Linked DNA regions of Homo sapiens: region 1 is linked to region 2. Evidence: chromatin contacts called from ENCODE Hi-C data. All regions are on one chromosome and are shown on one strand. Each heading gives the region's core, a stretch centred on a gene start or an enhancer-like site at or near the end of the contact. The rest is flanking DNA. Distances are from core to core; before and after follow the strand shown. Region 1 overlaps GMDS-DT (GMDS divergent transcript). Region 2 overlaps GMDS (GDP-mannose 4,6-dehydratase).

Evidence for each region. Hi-C counts contacts between places; a loop is a spot of excess contacts on that map. Pooled maps may share reads with other maps.
Region 1: a pooled map shows a loop between it and region 2 (3-fold over the local background). The contact joins two enhancer-like sites. A Hi-C loop is called at or near these places in 7 of 168 maps with a recorded cell type or tissue (A673, aorta, ascending aorta and 3 more), 9 of 37 single-sample maps with no recorded cell type and 12 of 50 pooled maps.

What each region holds. Positions count from the first base shown.
Region 1 is chr6:2,350,668-2,353,367 of GRCh38, reverse strand. The region is part of intron 4 of GMDS-DT (GMDS divergent transcript); the gene reads right to left. Among named protein-coding and RNA genes, the nearest start is that of GMDS-DT, 110 kb to the right of the region's middle. Within about 2 kb of position 1,341, at least 2 of the 41 ENCODE cell types and tissues checked have a DNase peak (open chromatin) inside an H3K27ac peak, as active enhancers do; they include ascending aorta, where a contact is called at or near this core.
Region 2 is chr6:2,126,230-2,128,929 of GRCh38, reverse strand. The region is part of intron 1 of GMDS (GDP-mannose 4,6-dehydratase); the gene reads left to right. Among named protein-coding and RNA genes, the nearest start is that of GMDS, 120 kb to the left of the region's middle. Within about 2 kb of position 1,314, at least 18 of the 41 ENCODE cell types and tissues checked have a DNase peak (open chromatin) inside an H3K27ac peak, as active enhancers do; they include ascending aorta, where a contact is called at or near this core.

The sequences.
Region 1 (2,700 bases), core at 92-2,591, 220 kb before region 2:
TCCTCTCCTCTCCATATGCATTGCTGAGTTAGTTGTTCATTCCTTTTCTGTAGAATAGAGTTGGCAAATTTTTCTTAAAAGATCAGATCATAAATATTTCAGGCTTTGGGGACCAAGAGGTAAAGTCGAGACTATTACGTGGGCACCTACATAACCACTTAAAAACGTAAAAGCCATTCTTAACTCAAGAGTAGTACCAGATGCAGAGGAAGGACAGATTTGGCCTTGCAGGCCAAAGTTTGCCAATCATCTTCTAGAGAATAAATTCTATCATGGGATGTATGTATATTTTTCCAGTAAAATCCACAAAGACTGGCAGAAAAAAAGACTCTAGCCTGTATATGATGTTAAAATTTTTCTAGTTAAAAATTTTCCAATTTAAAGCTACATATTAGAATTTGATACTAATCATTTATACTTTTTAAAAATGCATACTATTATCACTAAGAAATAAAAATCCTGGACCTGAGATCAGAAAATTTGGCCCAAGAGACACTCATAATGCTGCACAATGGGCTGTGTGTGGCGACAGGGGCAAGAGAAGACAACCAGAAACACCCCCAAATAAATAACCATAATGCTGTGCACAACATACCAAGCACAGCAGGCAATTTTCAGTAACCACCTTATAGCGTGTTTTAAAACTTAGTGTTGACAACACAACATTTTTTTCTTCTTATCGTTAAACATTTTTAGTTTTATTTGTTTTAACTGACTAATAACAATTATACATATTCATGGAGTTCATAATGATGTTTCAATACATATAAAGTGAGTGATCAGATCAGGGTAATCAGCATTTCCATCATCTCAAACATTTATCATTTCTTTGTGTTGGGGACATTTCATAGGCACCAATACCTTAAATTTTAAATTTAGAATTTATATATTTTTGACAATTATTAGCACTGTAGGTTTTCAAGAAAAGATCCCCCTTCTTGCAGACTTGGGACTGTGCAGGGAGCGCTCCGGAGGCCAGGACAAAGGGTATCAGCGATGGGCTGGTGTTGATGTCTCTTCCCTGGAGATCTGAGAGAATGAGGAACTAATCTGTTGAACTAACTTAGAATGAATCATGAGTTTTGGGTTCACACTTTGTTTTTTTTTTTCCTTTCACCAGCAGCATAGGGTATTTTGCAAACTAGATTAGCTAGTAGAAAAGGAATGGCATGAAATAACAGACTCACTCAATAATTATTTGACTTTGCAATATGGTCAAAAATATTCTCAGAAGCTTACTTTTTGAAAATGAAGAAAAGAAACTTGATATGCCTGCATGCTGGGCCCTGACTTAGAGCTAATAGGGACCTTCAATATCATCCAGTTCAGCCCTCTTAGTTCACAGGTGAGTAAATGACAGCCCAGAGCACTTGAGTGGCTTGCCCAAGGCCACACAGCAAGGAACTAGCTATTCCAGGCTGATGCGTAATCAATCTACTTAACAGCAAACTTTCTAGCTCCAGGGACAGAACCAAAAGCAAGTTATTTTTCTTGAAATGAATGGGTCTTTACTTAGACTCACAAGGTAAGAGTAAAATATGAGCTATTTTGAATGCTTTCCAGCATTGTCCAGAAACCCAATAAAAATGGGAATTAAGGGATACAACTCTCACTACTACTCCAGATAGGATAGGTGCAAGCTGTGGAGAGCCGGGGGTTCGGGGGGAAGTGGGAGGTGGGTGGGGGTTTGAGAGCTGGCCTGCAGATGCCCAGGAACCTGAACCCTGCCTCCTCCAGTGGTCACCAGCCACACTGTGTCTGAGGGTCTCCAATGCTGGCAGAGACCTGCAGCCTCTGTCATCGCCTCAGACTGTACCATTCAGCAGCCACCGGGCCCTCCCTTTTGTGGAATCAAAGGGAAGCATCAGGAGAGACCAGGCATCTCAAAGCTGGGCTCTCCAAACATCACGAGATCAACTCCTTAAACATAGGAAGCCAAGCCTCTCGCCCTTCACATTTAAACATCTCAAACTGCTGCGTTCTAATCAAGTCAAGCAGCCAATGTTGTTTTTAACATTTAGAGTCTCTACTTTATGGGACACTGTGATCCATACAATAAATTTTTATCACAAGCTGGCATTTGCTCAACAGGTTCCTGGCTACTGAAGTGGATTACCCTTGGGCCCTCTATCAAGATGGCTTCATGTCTGGATTCCAGGTGACTTGGATAGTTTTCACTCTACTAAACCACACTACCTATAACGCACCTGATCTCCCTTGAGTGTCAGAGTTGGACATCCTGCCCTGTAGCACCATAACGACAAGAGAACCCAATCTTGTAGAGTCAGTGTGATGGTCTGGGGACATAGGAAATGCCTCTTTCTACACAGAAGGAAGATTATATTACGTAGTCCTGGTGAGTTTTTTCCCCATAATTGTCATCCAACATAAACGTCAGTCTCCATACATACGGCCAACAAACACGTGAAGAAATGCTCAGCATCACTGATCACCAGAGAAATGCAGGTCAAAACCACAATGAGACACCATCTCACACCAGTCAGAATGGCTATGGTTAAAACGTCAAAAAAATAACAGATGCCGGTGAGGCTGCAGAGAAAAGGGCATGCTTATACACTGCTGGTGGGAATGCAAATTAGTTCAGCCCCTGTGGAAAACAGTTTGGAGATTTCTCAAAGAAGCAAAAATAGAATTACCATTCAACCCAGCAACCCCATGACTGGGTATACACCCAAAGGA
Region 2 (2,700 bases), core at 65-2,564:
ACCTCCAAACAACACTGAACAACTGCATGGGCAGTGCCAGTCCCCCAAAAACCCAGACCGGGAAAATCTCAGGTGCTGTATCCTTTCTCCCTCCTCTGAGCTCTGGAGTGTTCTAAAATTACATGACTTCTCTGCATTTGGGTCACTTGATTAGAACTGGAAGCACTGTTTCATCCATAAAATACCCTGTAATGGAAAATGACTACATCAACTTGGTTTGAAAATGTATCTTTTATGGTCTCTTATTATTTTGTTGGGTTTTGACATGTTTTGGTGCCAGGTAGAGGAGTGGGAGGAAGGAGATTATTTTCTACTTCAAAACAGTGGGTGGCTAGGATTCTAGTCCTGGCTTTGTCTGTAACTAGTGTGATATTAGAAAAGTTGGCTAACCCCCCTGTGCCTCAGTTACCCGAGATGCCAAATATCTGCCCACCTTCCTAGCTTAGTTCTTGCGAGAGTAGGATGGGTGGCTCACACCTATAATCCCAGCACTTTGAGAGGCTGAGGCAGGTGGATCACCTGAGGTCAGGGGTTTGAGAACAGCCTGGCCAACATGGTGAAACCTGTCTCTACTAAAAATACAAAAAATTAGCTGGGTGTGGTGGTGGGCACCTGTAATCTGAGTTACTCAGGAGGCTCAGGCAGGAGAATCACTGGAACCTGTGAGATGGAGGTTGCAGTGAGCCGAGATTGCACTATCGCACTCCAGCCTGGGCAACAAGAGTGAAATTCTGTCTCAAAAAAAAAAAAAAAGGAAAATATTTCTGTGTCTTGAAAATGTTAAAGCCATGGTGATTGCTCAAAATAGTATGGCATTTAATATAAAATAGATACCCTTAATAGCCCACGTGTAAAATTAAACTTAAAAGGGTCATATTGGGACATTATCTTTACAACTAAAGAGTTTTCTGTAACAAGGATTGAACCTAGGCAGGACTTTATACCAGAATAATTGTGTTCATACTGAATGAGTTACAGATTTAGTCTGTTTGTTCCTTGTTTCAGAGGAGTCAAGCGTCAGAACTTAATGGTGGTTGTAGGTTCTCATTTGCTGTGACATTTCAGTCATTAGTCTGATTGGAGCATTCTTTATCAGCTCTGTGCTTCAAGAGGAGGCGGAAACCACCATCCTGTTGGCTTGGCGGACGTCTGCCTGCTCAGATACCACGTCTCTCCTGGAGTCCCCCAGGGGCCTGGGGAAAGGACGAGGGGGCGGCCAGCTGGGCCCCCTGGGCTGGGGACCAGGAGCCCTCGCTCGGCTCGTTTCCCACTCATTGTGCGGCCCAGGCCCTATCACTCGAGAGGCCTGGCAAGGAAGTGAGGAGGAAGCCGGTGCCACTACTGGTTCAGAATGTTCCAGTGTGGTTGGAAAGTCTGAGAAGCAGCCTGGGTGAGAAGAACAAGACCTTATTGACAGGGTTCAGTCCTGGTCAGGTCTGTTTCACATCAGCTCTCTAAATAATCACAGCTCTTGCCACCTCAGGGATCTCTAGCACGTTTACCTCTGGCTTTTTTTTTTTTAAACATTTAATGTAGCTATGGTAGAACACAAAGCATTCAAACTTTTTATTCCAAGAGAATGATTAGAAGTATAGTGTTGCCTGCTTCAAAACAATAATAGCAAAACAAAGTCCAAACTTCATACTTTACAGGGCTTTCCAACCTACTGCCAAATTATTAGTCTTATTGCAAATATTTTTCTATTAAGCTGTTTTCTCATTGATTGATTTATAGGGATATTGATTATCCTATAATAACATTTTCAGTGGTTGTGTAGCCCGACTTGGCTTGTCATGGTCTGAATTGGTCAGTGTCATTATCTAACTTAGATAATGGTCAGTGTCATTATCTGACATATATTTTAGATATGTAAAAACGGTAAGAATTGTAAGAATGGGATTAAAAAAGAATATGCCAAACATTTTCTCTTCTGCACATGAATCTATAAACTAGAATATTTACCTCAAGAAGTCAGAAGAAAATCTGCTGGAGATTTTAGCCCTGGCATGGTGGCTAACGCCTGAATCTCAGCCTTTGGGAGGCCCAGGCAGGCAGATCACGTGAGGTCTAGAGTTCCAGATCAGCCTGGCCAACATGGTGAAAACCCGTCTCTACTAAAAATATGAATATTAGCTAGGGGTGGTGGCACGCACCTGTAATCCCAGCTATTTGGGAGGCTGAGGCACGAGAATCGCTTGAACCCGGAGGCAGAGGTTGCAGTGAGCCACGATAACAGCACTGCACTCCGGCCTGGGTGAAAGAGCGAGACTCCATCTTAAAAAAGAAGAAGAAGAAGAAAATCTGCTCTAGGTTTTAATGAACCACAGAATGTGTCCCTTGTATGCTTTGCCTTGTCATTCTGCCTGAATTTATGCATGACTTCTGCATTAATGTAGTAAACACACACTTGGCAGTCCTTTCATTTTCAGGACCCATAGGGTGTTTCCAATTCCAGCTTTTGGTCAAGTAATAAGAAAAAGGTTTTTTGTTTTTTTTTCCCCCTGGAATATCTGGTAGGAGCTTTTGAAGCTCTAAGGGATATTTAAAGCCTGTTCAAATTGAAGAAACCGAAGAAAACCCAAACGTCCCCAACCACTTCTGAGGACACGAATTTCCAGTGGTTGGAGCTTCCCATTTTTATCTTTTCGTCTGAATGAGATGGATGGGGACCCTCTAGTTGGGCAGAAAGCAGAGGAGCAG